5 separate regions of the Homo sapiens genome follow, and all the other regions are linked to region 1. Evidence: chromatin contacts called from ENCODE Hi-C or POLR2A ChIA-PET data. All regions are on one chromosome and are shown on one strand. Each heading gives the region's core, a stretch centred on a gene start or an enhancer-like site at or near the end of the contact. The rest is flanking DNA. Distances are from core to core; before and after follow the strand shown. Region 1 holds the start of FIS1 (fission, mitochondrial 1). Region 2 holds the start of ZNF789 (zinc finger protein 789). Region 3 holds the start of ZNF394 (zinc finger protein 394). Region 4 holds the start of ZNF3 (zinc finger protein 3). Region 5 holds the start of MCM7 (minichromosome maintenance complex component 7).

What was found. A loop is a pair of places that touch in the nucleus more often than their neighbours do. ChIA-PET counts read pairs that join two places held with the same protein, here RNA polymerase II (POLR2A). Pooled maps may share reads with other maps.
Region 2: a loop to region 1 is called in a pooled map, with 8 times the contacts of the local background. The contact joins the promoter of ZNF789 here to the promoter of FIS1 in region 1. A Hi-C loop is called at or near these places in 1 of 168 maps with a recorded cell type or tissue (CD8-positive, alpha-beta T cell), 1 of 37 single-sample maps with no recorded cell type and 8 of 50 pooled maps.
Region 3: a pooled map shows a loop between it and region 1 (12-fold over the local background). The contact joins the promoter of ZNF394 here to the promoter of FIS1 in region 1. A Hi-C loop is called at or near these places in 1 of 37 single-sample maps with no recorded cell type and 10 of 50 pooled maps. POLR2A ChIA-PET finds 5 or more read pairs at or near these places in 2 of 52 experiments (H1 and PC-9).
Region 4: a pooled map shows a loop between it and region 1 (8-fold over the local background). The contact joins the promoter of ZNF3 here to the promoter of FIS1 in region 1. A Hi-C loop is called at or near these places in 2 of 168 maps with a recorded cell type or tissue (CD8-positive, alpha-beta T cell and naive thymus-derived CD4-positive, alpha-beta T cell), 1 of 37 single-sample maps with no recorded cell type and 8 of 50 pooled maps. POLR2A ChIA-PET finds 5 or more read pairs at or near these places in 2 of 52 experiments (B cell and OCI-LY7).
Region 5: a loop to region 1 is called in a map of naive thymus-derived CD4-positive, alpha-beta T cell, with 10 times the contacts of the local background. The contact joins the promoter of MCM7 here to the promoter of FIS1 in region 1. A Hi-C loop is called at or near these places in 1 of 168 maps with a recorded cell type or tissue (naive thymus-derived CD4-positive, alpha-beta T cell) and 7 of 50 pooled maps. POLR2A ChIA-PET finds 5 or more read pairs at or near these places in 1 of 52 experiments (OCI-LY7).

What each region holds. Positions count from the first base shown.
Region 1 is chr7:101,243,641-101,246,478 of GRCh38, forward strand. FIS1 (fission, mitochondrial 1) reads right to left here and starts at 1,441. Exons shown (of 5, transcript NM_016068.3): 1 at 1,320-1,441; 2 at 367-499. The coding sequence starts at 1,364. RefSeq lists enhancers at 1,085-1,134, 1,225-1,464.
Region 2 is chr7:99,471,387-99,474,224 of GRCh38, forward strand. It overlaps ZNF789 (zinc finger protein 789), which reads left to right and starts at 1,504. Exons shown (of 5, transcript NM_213603.3): 1 at 1,504-1,670. RefSeq lists enhancers at 744-903, 1,124-1,213, 1,504-1,793.
Region 3 is chr7:99,498,888-99,501,725 of GRCh38, forward strand. It overlaps ZNF394 (zinc finger protein 394), which reads right to left and starts at 1,394. Exons shown (of 3, transcript NM_032164.4): 1 at 751-1,394. The coding sequence starts at 1,206. RefSeq lists enhancers at 1-502, 725-1,004.
Region 4 is chr7:100,080,312-100,083,149 of GRCh38, forward strand. ZNF3 (zinc finger protein 3) reads right to left here and starts at 1,412. Exons shown (of 6, transcript NM_032924.5): 1 at 1,324-1,412. RefSeq lists enhancers at 1,351-1,500, 1,657-2,638 and a silencer at 1,741-1,820.
Region 5 is chr7:100,099,929-100,102,766 of GRCh38, forward strand. It overlaps MCM7 (minichromosome maintenance complex component 7), which reads right to left and starts at 1,469. Exons shown (of 15, transcript NM_005916.5): 1 at 1,336-1,469; 2 at 86-165. The coding sequence starts at 1,366. It overlaps AP4M1 (adaptor related protein complex 4 subunit mu 1), which reads left to right and starts at 1,715. Exons shown (of 15, transcript NM_004722.4): 1 at 1,715-1,844; 2 at 1,952-2,040; 3 at 2,747-2,838. The coding sequence starts at 1,787. RefSeq lists enhancers at 664-823, 1,169-1,721, 1,744-1,793 and a silencer at 934-1,033.

The sequences.
Region 1 (2,838 bases), core at 191-2,690:
TCCATGCCACAAAAGATTCTCAATAGCTGCTAAGCAACACGGTGGTGGTGTTGGGGGGAAGGGCATGGGCCTAGGTCTCACAAAACAGGAGCTTCTAGTCCCAATTCAGCCATTAACTGATTAGTTGGGTGACCTCAAGTCACTTTCCCAGATCAAGACAGTCCTGGGGGAACTGACATGCTACACTCTGTCTGGCAAAACAATGGTGGGCGGTAAGTAGCCAAAAGTTCACTGGGAGACGTCAAGCTAAGTATAGCCCTTGGTGCAGTAAATCTACCGGAGACAACTCAGAGGTGCCTGGACTACGGGGCCCACATCGCAGAGCAGCCCAGATGGCAGCGGGAAAGGGAGAGTACAGCGCCTCACCCTCGAGCAGCACGATGCCTTTACGGATGTCATCATTGTACTTGCTCCGCACCAGGCACCAGGCGTACTCAAACTGCGTGCTCTTGGACACCGAGCCTGCTGCCTTCTCAGACTGAAATTTCTTTTCAAACTTCTGCCACAGGGGAGGAAAGGAATCATTTAGAAATGTAGGGCGTCAACCATTCTCTATCTGGACATGCCATCTCCCTGGCTCTGCCCCTTTCCCTCGCAGGTCTCGGTATCTGGCACCCCAGCTTCTGCTATCTCCATGCCCGGGACCCAGGCTTTCGGCTCCTCCGGGCCTGCGGGCCAGCTCTTGGGACAGAGGCCCCCGGTCTCCCCTCCCCGCGGCGGTACCGAGCGGAGATGCCACCTGGTGGCAGCTCCAGGCACCGCTCCCGGAGCAGCTGACCCCGGCGGCCGAACAGTAAACACGCTGTCAGAACTGCTCAACAGCCCACGCGGTCCTCATTTGAGGCTGCTGGCCCCATCCTGCCCCACCCTGCCGGGCCTGGACCTTTTATTGTCCAGGAATAGAAGTAGTGCCTACCTCCTAGAGCTACAAAGACTGAGATCTGGCATGCGATGCCTTAGCACCGTGCCGGACGCAGTAATAGGTGACACCTTATGATGGTCACTGTATTCCTCCACCGCTGGAGGAGCGCCCTGAGCTCACAGCTCCTGCATGATCCCAGATCCCGTCAGTCTAACCACGGTCGGGCTCCAGGCCCGTAGTCTGAGGTGTGGGGGGCTCAGGACACTACAACTCCCAGGAGCCTCTGCGGCATAGCAGGCCCTCCGGGCAGGAGCCAGGCGCTGTGGAGGCTGCCGGGAGCCGTAGTTCGGCTTCCCTCGGCCAAGCCGATGCCGGGAGGAGGGTTCGGCCCCTACCTGACTCTCCTCAGGACCCGCCCTCCGACCTTCCCTTTCCCTCTGTCCGGGCCAGGCCTCACCAGCAGGTCCTCCACAGACACCAGCTCGTTCAGCACGGCCTCCATGGCCACTGCCCCCGCGAGCCTCACACTACAGTCTACTGTGCCACAGTCTCCATGGCCCAGTGGCAGGGGCGGAGAACCACTTCCGGCGTCCGGCGGATGCTGGCACGACCTGGCGACGCCCCGCCCCTTCCTCTCAGTTCAGCAGCGCCGGCGGGGCGCTAGTGCGCAGGCTCGGCCGGTCCCTCCAGCCCGCAGACTGCGCGCAGGGAGACCTTCCCCAGGTTGGTCTTCCCAGGTGCCTCAGCCGGTGCCTTCCTCTGTGGAGGCTTCCCTAGGGAAACTGGAGGCCATGTCTTGGCGGTTAGCCCCCAGGATGAAAACAGCAAAAAGAGGGTGGGTAGCTGACCAGAGATCACAGTACATTAGGGTGCCAAGCTGACGCCCCTCAGAAATCTAGGACCTTGGAGGCCACGTGACTATTCATCGCCTGCAACAAAATCTTAACTAGAACCGGGAGCCCGGCGCGTAGCTCACGTCCGAAGCCCAACAACTTGGGAGGCCGCGGCGGGAAGATCGCTGGAGGCCAGGAGTTCAAGACCAGCCTGAGCAACATAGCGAGACCCTATCTCTACAAAATTTTTAAAAAAATCAACCGGCGTGGTGGCGTGCACCTGTACTCCCAGCTACTGGGGCGGCTGAGGCAGGAGGATCGCTTGAGTCCGGGAGTTCGAGGCTGCAGTGAGTTATCGCGCCACTGCACTCCAGCTTGAGCGACAGAGACCTTGTCTCAAAAAACCCACCAACAGCAGCAAACTAGTATCGGGGTTTCTTGGGCCTCTGCTGACTCTCACAATGCAAGAGCAGAGGCAACTGGATCTGTAAACCACACAGCCACACAGGGGTAGTCATAGGAGACACTATCAACGGGAAGTTTTTCAAAAAGCAACGGCCCCATTATTGGCAGAGAAGGTCCAATTTTCAATATTATTTACATAAACCATTTTGGGAGTGCACCCCAGGCGGGAAACCTGCCACATGGGGTCACGGGCAATGGGGAGCTTAGCAGTGAGGAGCTATCAGAGCATGGGAAGGAGAAAGGTGTGGACACCTCTGGCTTCAGTTTCTGTGCAGTGAGGGGACTGGGTAAGTAGCAACTTTCAAATTCTTTTCCCCTTGAGTCACATTGGAGTGTAAGTTCCTTGAGGGCAGAGACTTACCTTGCTTATCCAGCATCTAGCACAGGGCTTGGCAGAGAGTGAGGGCTCAATAAATATTTGTTGAATAAACACGGAAAAAGCAAATTAATTGTAAACAAGGCACTGCACATGCAGGGGATAATCATCCAGACACCTTCCGCGTTTGCAAAGCCCCTTTAATTTTTATTATTTTTTAGAGACAGGGTCTCATTCTGTGGCCCAGGCTGGAGTGCATGCAGCGGCACAATCAGAGCTTACTGCAGCCTTGACCTCCTGAGCTCCTGTAATCCTCCTGCCTTAGTCTCCCAAGAAGCTGGGACTACAGGTGTGCACCACCA
Region 2 (2,838 bases), core at 254-2,753, 1.8 Mb before region 1:
TTCTCATTCATAAGTGGGAATTGAATATTGAGAACGCATGGACACAGAGAGGGGAACAACACACACCTGGGCCTTTTGGGGAGTCGGGGGTAAGGGGAGGGAACTTAGAGGATGGGTCAATAGGTGCAGCAAACCACCATGGCACATGTAACAAACCTGCACGTTCTGCACGTGTATCCTGTTTGTTTTGTTTTGTTTAGAAGAAATAAAAAACAAACAAAACTTGGGAGGCCAAGGCAGGCGGATCACTTGAGGTCAGGAGTTCGAGACCAGCCTGGCCAAAATGGTGAAACCCCGTCTCTACTAAAAACACACACACAAAAAAAATTAGCCGGGAGTGGTAGCGGGCGCCTGTAGTCCCAGCTACTCAGGAGGCTGACGCAGGAGAATGGCGTGAACCCGGGAGGCGGAGCTTGCAGTGAGCCGAGATCGCGCCACTGCACTCCAGCCTGGGCGAGAGCGAGACTGTCTCAAAAAAAAAAGAAAAAAAATTAACCCCTTACTCACATTAAAACTGTATTTTGGGGGTAATTTACATAAGCCACACAATTATCCTTTTAATTAAGATCTAATATTCTTTTTTTTTTTTTTGAGACAGAGTCTCGCTCTGTCGCCAGTCTGGAGTGCAGTGGTGGGATCTCGGCTCACTGCAAGCTCCGCCTCCCGAGTTCAAGTGATTCTCCTGCCTCAGCCTCCCGAGTAGCTGGCACTACAGGCACGCCGCCACCATGCCCAGCTAATTTTTTTTTTTTTTTTTTTTTTTTTGAGACGGAGTCTCGCTCTGTCACCCAGGCTGGAGTGCGGTGGCGCAATCTCGGCTCACCGCAACCTCCGCCTCCCGGGTTCAAGCGCTTCTCCTGCCTCAGCCTCCCGAGTAGCCGGGGTTACAGGCAGGCACCACCATGCCCGGCTAATTTTATTTGTATTTTTAGTAGAGACGGGTTTCTCCATTGTTGGTCAGGCTGGTATCGAACTCCCGACCTCAGGTGATCCACCCGCCTCGGCCTCCCAGAGTGCTGGGATTACAGGCGTGAGCCACCGCGCCCGGCAATTTTTTTGTATTTTTAGTAGAGAAGGGGTTTCACCATGTTGGCCAGGATGATCTAAATCTCTTGACCTGATCCGCCGGCCTCTGCCTCCCAAAGTGCTGGGATTACAGGCGTAAGCCACCGCGCCTGGCCCATTTTTCTTCTTTTATCTGATAACCTTACTCCCCTCCACAAACACACAGCCAAAGAAACGAATTGTGTCGCTCTTGAATCATAGAATAATTCTAAATTATGTTACGATTAAACAGGAGGGGCGGGGCCCTGTCCATCACGTGACTCTCTCGGTGCTGTCTCCGGCCGTTGATTGGCCTGGGCGGGGAGGGCGGCCGTTGATTGGTTCGGGCCCACTCGCGCGGGCGCCACTCTCTTTGTCTGACAAGAGAGTCGTGAAGCCTCCGCGGTCCTAGAGGGGCCGCTGGCTGGGACGCTTCGCTCGGCGCGCGCAGGTGGAGCCAGCGAGAGGCTCTGAGGCTGCCAGAGTGGTTGTGTCTGTTCCTCCGGTAAGGGGTGATTCGCCGAGGGGCGCGGACCAGACAGACCTCGGGTCAGGCCCGGGAACCCCGAGAGGAGAGCCCAGCCCCTGGTGGAGGCGGCTTGGCGGAGATTCGGAGCCGTCAGCAGGTTTGGGGAGAAGGAAACGAGTGTTGTGGGGGGCGTGGGTGCGGGGGGTAGGCCACTGCGCACACCCCCGGCTCGCAGGGGACGCTCCGGGTTTGTGCGGCGGCTCTCGGGGCCTGTGGCACCAGCTTTTGAGTATTTTTGGCGGTGTCAAGTCTTCGGCAGCGAGAGGAGCAAAGTCCGAAGAATGAATGGATGGTGAACGCCTGGACTTGGTTTTGTTAGAGTGGGAGATGAGCCGTGGTTGTTAGTGGAAGGTGTTCACGTGATTGTGAAGCGGCATTTTGGATTTTGTCAAAAGTTAACAGTCCCCTCCAGTTAAAGTTTTAAGAGTTTATTGTGCATGCAGAGGAACAGCTGGCAAATTGTTCCAATGGCAGCTTGGAAAGCTAAATGAGGAAGTGCAGTGATCTTGATTGTAATTGGCCATTATCAACTTGCATTCCTTCTAGGGTAAGTCGAGCTGGATCAGCCTCGCATCTGTAGCTGATTGGTTCAGTTTATCATGCGGACGAGAAAAAAGCTTCTTTCCTGGTCAGCGCACACTTTTCAGGGAAATAAGGAATTGTTGTTGCTGTTGTGTTTGAGACGAAGTGTTACTCTGTTGCCCAGTTTGGAGTACAATGGGCCAATCTCGACTCACTGCAACCTCCAACTCCCGGGTTCAAGCGATTCTCCTGCCTCAGCCTCTCGAGTAGCGGGGACTACAGGCACGCGCCACCATGCCCGGCTAATTTTTGTATTTTTAGTGGAGACTGGGTTTCACTATGTTGGCCAGGCTGGTCTTGAACTCCTGACCTCATGATCCGCCCGCCTCGGCCTCCCAAAGTGCTGGGATTTACAGGTGTGAGCCACCACGCCCGGCCTGTTGTTTTTAAGAGAGACAGGGTCTTGCTCTGTCACCCAGGGTGGAGTGTAGTGGTGCCATCATAGCTCATTGCAGTCTCCAACTCCTGAACTCAAGGGAGAAATCAATGTATTTTAAATGCCTTACATGGCTGTGGGTGGTTGGCCTAGGGCCGTACCCAAAACATGGACTCCATTTAATTTTTCATTAGCAAGTCTGACATTCAGATGCACAGCCTTCACAAACACATTCAGTAAATATAGTGCAGGGGTGTCCAATCTCTTGGCTTCCCTGGGCCACATTGGAAGAAGAATTGTCTTGGAC
Region 3 (2,838 bases), core at 144-2,643, 1.7 Mb before region 1:
AGCACTAACACTCTTCTTGAGTCTTGTACCGACAAGGGAGTTTGGAGAGATCAGAGATAGAGGCTGACATTCTCTTGTAATCCTGAAAAGCCTTTCTGTGGACTATTTACACTAATTTTGGAGGTAGGTAGGAGCAAAATATTTCTTTAACTTATATCACTGTGATGTATGGGAATGGAAATATGATACAGATTAAAAGTAAACAAGGCCGGGCGCGGTGGCTCACGCCTGTAATCCCAGCATTTTGGGAGGCCGAGGCGGGCGGATCACCTGAGGTCAGGAGTTCGAGACCAGCCTGGCCAACACAGTGAAACCCCGTCTCTACTAAAAATACAAAAATTAGCCGGGCGTGGTGGCGGGCGCCTGTAATCCCAGCTACTCGGGAGACTGAGGCAGGAGAATCGCTTGAACCCGGGAGTCAGAGGTTGCAGCGAGCCGAGATCGCGCCATTGCACTCCAGCCTGGGCAACAAGAGTGAAACTCCATCTCAAACAACAGCAAGAACAACAAGAAAAAAAAAAAAAAGAAAAGAAAAAGAAAGAAAACCAGTAATCCGTGTTCGCTTTATGCTGAGGTCTATAACAAGTCATTTCCTGGATGGATCTGTCACTGTGGCCTACAGAAAGGAAGTCCATACACACCCCAATGTTCACACGAAATGTAATAAGGAAGTAAGTTCCGAAACGCAGAGCACCCCTAAACGCCTATTTTCCACACTCCCACCTCCAGAACAGGCCTTTCGCTTCTCACCTGGGATGAGGTTCCATCGAGCGCTCGCTGCAGAGCCCGCACCACGGCCACCGCCTCCTCCCCGCTCTCTGGGCAGTGCTCTCGCACCCAGGCTTGAAGCTCCTCGGGCAGGATGGTGAGGAACTGCTCCAGCACCAGCAGCTCCAGGATCTGCTCCTTGGAGAGCAGCTCGGGTCTCAGCCACCGACGACAGAGTTCTCGGAGCCGGCTCAGCGCCTCTTCCGGTCCAGCCACCTCCTGGTAACGCAGCTGCCTAAAGTGCAGTCGAGAAGTTTCGGGGTCCGGCGAAGCCGCGGGATAGTTGGGCTCCCAACTTCCGGGTGAGTCTTCCTCCACTTTCACGGGCAAAAGTCCGTCGCGTTGGGACGGCGCCGCGTCCTTGGACCTCGCAGCCATCACCCAGGGTCCCAACTCGGCGTCACTGCCGCGCCTCTGGGCGGTCAAGCTGGAATTCATCTTTCTCCGGCATGTGCTGCCCTTCCTGGAGTCTTCTTTTCAGGTGAAGAAAGAGCAAACCCAAGGAACTCATCAGCCGTCAACACCCTCCGGTCCCAAACACCGGGCCCCACCACACCAGGCCCCTCTCCACACTCTCCTTTCCTCAGCTTTGCGCCTACAACTCTCTCGGTCAAACAACCGAAAACATCCCGTGCCGGAAGCGCGTCATCGAGGCCTTGCGGCACCTTTCCCTGCATTTCCGGGGCCTCTCTAGGCGCCTGATGGGGTGAGGTGCATCTCGCTGGTTTATCGTCCTAGCCCCGCCCGACGCAGAGGGTCTTGACGGTTTCCCGCATCCCGAGGAAATACGGGCGTCCGAGCCGGTGGCCGAGCTCCGGCAAGGGCGGGAACCTTCAGGATTAAATAGACAGGGTCTGGCTCTGTCGCCCAGGCTGGACTGCAGTGGCGCGATTTCGGCTCACTGCAACTTCTGTCTCCCGGGTTCAAGCAATTCTCCAGCTTCAGCCTCCCAAGTATCTAGGACTACAGGTGCGCGCGACCACGCCCGGTTTATTAATTTTTCTGTGGGGATGGGGTTTCATTATATTGCCCAGGTTGGACAAAGTTGTTTTTTTTTCTTTTTTCAGGCGGACTCTCGCTCTGTCGCCAGGCTGTCTTAGCCTCCTGAGTAGCTTGGACTACAGGCGCGCGCCACCATGCCCGGCTACTTTCTGTATTTTAGTAGAGATGGGGTTTCACCATGTTGGTCAGGCTGGTCTGGAACTCCTGACCTCGTGATCCGCCTGCCCCGGCCTCCCAAAGTGCTGGATTACAGGCGTGAGCCGCTGCGCCCAGTTGGAAAAAGTTTTGTTTTTTTTTTAAAACTAAGTGCTTCCATGTACATCAGATGTTAACGACTTTGATCCTAACAAACAAACAAAAAAGATGAGGAAATTGAGGCTCAAAGATGTGTCCTGGCCTGGCTCAGTGGCGTATGCCTGTAATCCCAGCATTTTGGGAGGCTGAGGGGGGAAGATCGCTTGAAGCCAAGAATTGGAGACCCCAATGTCTACAAAAAATAAAAAATTAGCTGGGTGTGGTGGTGCACACCTGTAGTCCCAGTGAGAGGTGAAGCTAGTTGGACTTCCTGGGTCCAGTGGGGACTTGGACAACTTTTCTGTCTTACAAGAGGTTTGTAAAAATGCACCAATCAGCGCTCTGTAGCTAGCAAGAGGTTTGTAAAATGCACCAATCAGCGCTCTGTAAAATGGACCAATCAGCAGGATTCTAAAAGCAGCCAATCGCAGGGAGGATGGAAAAAAGGGCGTTCTGATACGACAGAAACGGACATGGGAGGGGACAAATAAGAGACTAAAAGCTCCCACCCCAGTCAGCGGAGGCAACCGGCTGGAGTGCTCTGCCATGCTGTGGAAGGTTTGTTCTTTCGCTCTTCACAATAAATCTTGCTGCTACTCACTCTTTGGGTCCGTGCCATCTTTAAGAGCTGTAACACAGTGAAGGTCGGAGGCTGCATTCTTGAAGTCAGCGAGAGGATGAACCCACTGGAAGGAACCAACTCAGGATACACCACTTACTTGGGAGGCTGAGGTGGGAGGATCCTTTGAGCCCAGGAGGTAAAGACTGCAGTGA
Region 4 (2,838 bases), core at 162-2,661, 1.2 Mb before region 1:
ACAGAGACCTAGTGCATCACAGAAATTCAATGACTGGCGACCTGCAGTGGCTCACGCCTGTAACCCCAGCACTTTAGGAGGCTGAGGTGGGAGGATTACTTGAGCCCAGGAGTTCCAGGCTATGGTGAGCCATGATGGCACCACGGCACTCCAGCCGGGGGCAACAGAGCAAGACCTTAATACACACACAAACATTTTAAAAGGAAAAAAAAAAAAAAGGCCGGGCGCGGTGGCTAACGCCTGTAATCCCAACACTTTGGGAGGCCAAGGCAGGTGGATCACTTGAGGCCAGGAGTTGCAGACCAGCCTGGCCAAAAGGGCGGAACCCCGTCTCTACTAAAAATACAAAAAATTCGCCGGAGGTGGTGGCGGGCGCCTGTAGTCCCAACCACTCGGGAGGCTGAAGCAGGAGAAGCGCTTGAACCGGGAGGCGGAGGTTGCAGTGAGCCGAGATCGCGCCACTGCACTCCAGAGACAGTCTCAAAAATAAATAAAAATTAATTTTTTTAAAAAAAGAGCTTCAATAACAGAATCTTCTCCTTCCACCCGACTGTCCATCAAACACGTATAATCAAATGATGCCCACTCTCCACAGATGTCTTTTCTGGAGAAAATAATACGCTCGTTCCTCTAATTAGCCCATCGGTTTCAGGTTCATCACTCTGCTATCTTCTCCTGGAGTTTACAAAAGCCCTTCAGAGTGTAAACACCGATGTGGATTCAATCCCACTTCCGGAGAGAGGATCAAACCAGGAATCTAATACAACTGAAAACGGAGCCTGAGCCAGGTGTATCACGCGATGCACTGGGCTCCAGCAGGATTACCCCTGGAATCGGCGTCTGCACCCACTCCCAGCCCTCGTGCTAACTGCGTACGCTTAGCAGAATTTCTCTGATCCTTGGACCCAGCTGCGTAAAAATAAACTTCCTCTCCTGCCACGGGCGCGAATAACTGTGTTAACATCAAATAAAAACGTCTGGGAGAAATACCAAGTTAGGGTCGCTGTCATTAGCTGCTTTCAAGAGAGAGGCGCCCCTACCGCTCTGCTGAAACTTTTAAACGCTCCAGCTGGGTCGCCGTTAAAGTCACAAAACCAGAACCGGAGCCCCATTACTAACCCCTACGCAGGATCCCGCTAGGCTAGGGGGATCCCTGGGGAAGCGGAGTAGAGGACGGGCTGCAGGGGACGGAGGGGCGCCTCCCCGAACCCTGCTCCGGGCCGGCCGGGGGACCCTGCGGGCCGCAGTGGCACAGACACCACCCCCTTCCCCGGCGACCACAGCCTCCGTCTCACCGCGAGACCCGGGGACGCGTGGACTCACCCTGGGGGCAGGGACGACAGATTTGGGGGACCGGACACGGACCAGGCCCTGTTGGACCCTGTCACAGACCCACACACCGGGGACAGAACAAAGAACGGAAGTTCCCCCTCGTTTCGCTTCCGGGTCGGTTGTTCTTGCCACTCACCCGTACCCCCAACGCCCACTTGTTCTGTCTAGGAAAATGGGAGGTCCTCGCCTCTCTGTGGTTTGCTGACTCAGGGCGGCTGGCAGGCGGCGAGGGCAAGGAGCGCGATCGCTGACGCGGCACTCGGGGATCTTTCGCTGCGGGGGCTGGCCGGCTGCGCCCTCTGCTGGCCACGAATGTGCGAAAGCGGCCGACCACGGTCCTGGGCCTCAGGACATGTGCTCCAGCGTCGCCGGCCTTGGGGGCGGGCGGCGGGGGCGCGCGGGGATGTCGAGCCCGCGCTTCTCAGGCTGGCTCGCGAAGGGCAGCAGTAAACATACAATTATTGAAGGATTCATCAATATTAAAAAATGAACCCTGATTTAAAACTTGCCTCCGAACAAACCGAGTTTTTTTTGTTTCTTGTAAAAATGCCCCCTTTAAATTACCCACATCTGAAGAAAACATTCCAGTCCATCACAGAGTTGACATGAGGAAAAAACCCGTGTACAGGTGATGAGAGCAGAGAAGAGGAAGCTTACCGGCCGGGCGCGGAGGCTCACGCCTGTAATCCCAGCACTTTAGGAGGCCGAGGCGGGCGGATCACCTGAGGTCAGGAGTTCGAGACCAGCCTGGCCAACATGGCGAAACCCCGTCTCGACTAAAAATACAAAAAAATTACCCGGGCGTGGTGGCAGACGCCTGTAATCCCAGCTACTCTGGAGGCTGAGACAGGAGAATCGCTTGAACCCAGGAGGCGGAGGTTGCAGTGAGCCGACATCGCACCACTGTACTCCAGGCTGGCCACAGAGTGAGACTGTCTCAAAAAAAAAAAAAAGGAAGCTACAGGTGGAAGCGAGGCGGGGATAGTCAAGGAAGTGACCGTGTCCTGGAGACGCGGCAACCGTGGTGACCGCAGTCAACACAGTAAGCCCCAGCATTCGCATTGTAATTGAGCTCATTCAAGCTGAGCGCTCTCCAGTAGGGACTTTCCCCTGTAGGGAGCATGCGCATTTTGATTTCACCTGTCCTCAAACTGACCCTTTGCTCATTATCTTGGTAAAAAACACGCCCCTGGGTGGAAATTTAAGATGCTAATGAAACATGCAATGTATGAACAAGCCTGTACACCCACTGCGCATGTGCACCTAGAGGACCACCCAGAACATACTTACTAGTAACACTTCTCCCACCCCCTTATGAATAATCGTGTAAGACCCCTTACAAAGGGGGTCTCTCTAGAGCCAGCCTTTGCTGTTTCATCCTTAGGAGCAGCCCTCCCTGAACTAACTCTCTCTCTATCTCTCTCTCTCCCAGGGTGTACTGTCTACTCTGCACTTAACTTTCAAAATACTATTTTCCTTTTGCAATAAATTACTCTATGCTGGATT
Region 5 (2,838 bases), core at 219-2,718, 1.1 Mb before region 1:
TGTCTTTAATAAAACAAGCCAAGCTGCTGCTTATGGCTCCTTAAGCACCCCGCTCCCCATTCCCTTTACCCAATCTTAGACTTACCAACTGGTTCCCATACTTGAACTGCTTCTTCCCGAGTTCATCATCCTGGTAGAACTCTTGTAAGAACTTCTTAACCTTTTCTGTAACATGAAATGTAAAACCGTAAGACACAAACTTTAAGACAAATCTTAGATACCCATTTTCGCTTAAAACACGACCTATGAACTAATTAATAATATGAGCATTTAAATAAACCTACCGAAGTCTCCCCAAAGTGGGCATAACTCTTTTTCACAAGTCTGTTTCTAACCAGCGAAGAATAAAGAGCCCGTGGCAGTGCACAGGGCCATCCAACATCTCCCCAGGGGAATTCCGGTCCCTACTTTAGTTTAAAATTCTAGCGCCCTTCCCCGTTGGCCCCTCACACTCCGGTCTCAAGGTTCTCAGCTTTCTTTCCACCCCTATGATCCCCCGCCTTCTTTGGGTCCCCTTAGCCCCTGATTTCACCGGGACCTCCGCCACCGCACCCCGCCACCGCACCCCACCCCCGCTCCCGCCATCGCTTCCGCTCTTAGTAAACAAAGAAGCACATGGGCCCGGATTCCAGCCGCTTCACAGCTCGGGATTCCTCCGCCCAGGGCGGGAGCCAGTCCAGCCATTGGCCATCACACCCAGAGACACCGCGATCCCAGCCCACTGCCGCCTTTCCCGGGCCCGAGCGAAGCTCCGGATCCCAGGCACGCCCCCCCGGGCCGCAGCTCTCTCCGCGGCCGCCGCGCGGAAGGACACTGTTTACACGACACTCCCTCCAGCCTCCTCGCGCCACTTCCGCCCGGCTCCACTTCCGCTCGGAGGGCGGCCTCAAACGGCCAATCCCGGCGCGCAGCGGCCCCGGCCTGCCCGCCCCCGGGGCCTACGCGCGCCTGGGGAGGGCGCGGGAACCTGGGAATGCCCAAAAGCGCGAAGGAAAGCGGGCACGGGAGCCCAGAGCCCTTAAGACTCTCCTGAGGTCCTGGGCGCGACTTTTCCCTGTGCAGCCCCCAGCCGGGTTAGCGCGCCCCCAAGCCCCCAACCCCACGACCCTAACACCTTTACCAGGTGGGATTACTAGCTTTTCTTCAACATCGATGGCCCCCCGCACGCTTCCCAGGCCCCGTGGGCCTTAGCCAGGCCGCAGCTCGACCCTGCCTCTGGCCTCGCGCACCCCAGAACCCGCCGACCCCGGTCCCCCAAGACCCCAGCTCACACCAACAGGTGTTCCCCGGGAGGCTCCCCGCGCAGGACGCCCTCCCGGGCTCGTAGACCCGTACCCTTCTCTAGCGCGTAGTCCTTCAGTGCCATCGCTGCCGAGGGCCGTGCGGCCGCGCTTGGCGGGCTCAGAGGTCTTGCTCCTGGGGAAGCTGAGAATCTCCGCGCGGTGGACTGTGGCCGGCCAACCGAAATTGGCGCGAAACGTCGCCCCCCACGTGACCGGCGCCACTGCGTGCGGGCCAATCGGACAAGGCGGCCTTCTTCACCTCCCGCTAGCCGCAAGCCAATCACCGTGCGGGCCTAGAATGAGTGACGGGGAGGCGGTGCGGGCGTCGGAAGGGAATCTCCGGGCGGGGTAGTGCAGGCGCCGGGTTTCCCGCGGTCCGAGCTGGCGCGGGCGGAGGAGAATCGCTCTTAAAGGGCCAGCGCACACGCGTTCTTTTGTTCCGGGGCCGCAGGGCGGGGCAGGCCCGACTTTCGCCGTCTTCTTGTCTACTCTCCAGAACGGCCATGATTTCCCAATTCTTCATTCTGTCCTCCAAGGGGGACCCGCTCATCTACAAAGACTGTATCCTAGACCCTTGGGGCTGGGAAGGGGCGGAGGGGCCGGGCGGGAGGGGCGCCCAGGGCCAGCCTGTGTCGCAGGATCCTTCACTGAGTCCTTCCACCCGCCAGTCCGCGGGGACAGTGGCGGCCGGGATGTGGCCGAGCTCTTCTACCGGAAGCTGACGGGACTGCCAGGAGACGAGTCCCCGGTTGTCATGGTAACCAGTGGCGGGAGGCGGGTGAGGAGCGGGGTCCCGTCGGGCCGGGTGGGCGCCAGCTCCCTCCCAGGACTGGTTCATTGGTAGATTCCACTTGGGGGGTGCATTCCGCCAAATAAAGCTAACGTGAGGCCCGGCGCGGTGGCTCACGCCTGTAATCCCAGCACTTTGGGAGACCGAGGCGGGCGGATCACCTGAGGTCAGGAGTTCGAAATCAGCCTGGCCAACATGGTGAAACTCCGCCTCTACTAAAAATACAAAAAAAAAAAAAACATAGCTGGGCGTGGTGGCGGGCGCCTGTAATCCCATCTACTCGGGAAGCTGAGGCTTGAGAATCGCTTGAATCCAAGAGGCAGAGGTTGCAGTGAGCCGAGATCCGGACACCGCACTCCAGCCTGGGAGACAGAGCGAGACTCCCTCTCGGGGTAGGTGGGGGTGGGGAAAAAAAAAAAAAGAGTCAATGGGCGCCAGCAACACACCAGGCCCAGCTCCCTGCGTGACTCCATCCTCAGCAACTCGGGGTAGTTAGTGTAATTAACCCCCTTTCCACATTGGGAAGCTGGGCCCAGGCATATGTCATGTATCTCCCAAAGGCACTGCTGTTGTGACTAGTAAGAGGCATCGGGATCCGAGCTCAGGTCTCCTGGGTTCTGATCACTCCACCTCCCTTTTTTTAACGCCTCTCTTCTCCCTGCCTGTGTCTCAGCATCACCATGGCCGTCATTTCATTCACATCAGACACAGCGGCCTCTATTTGGTGGTCACAACTTCAGAAAACGTTTCTCCCTTCAGCCTCCT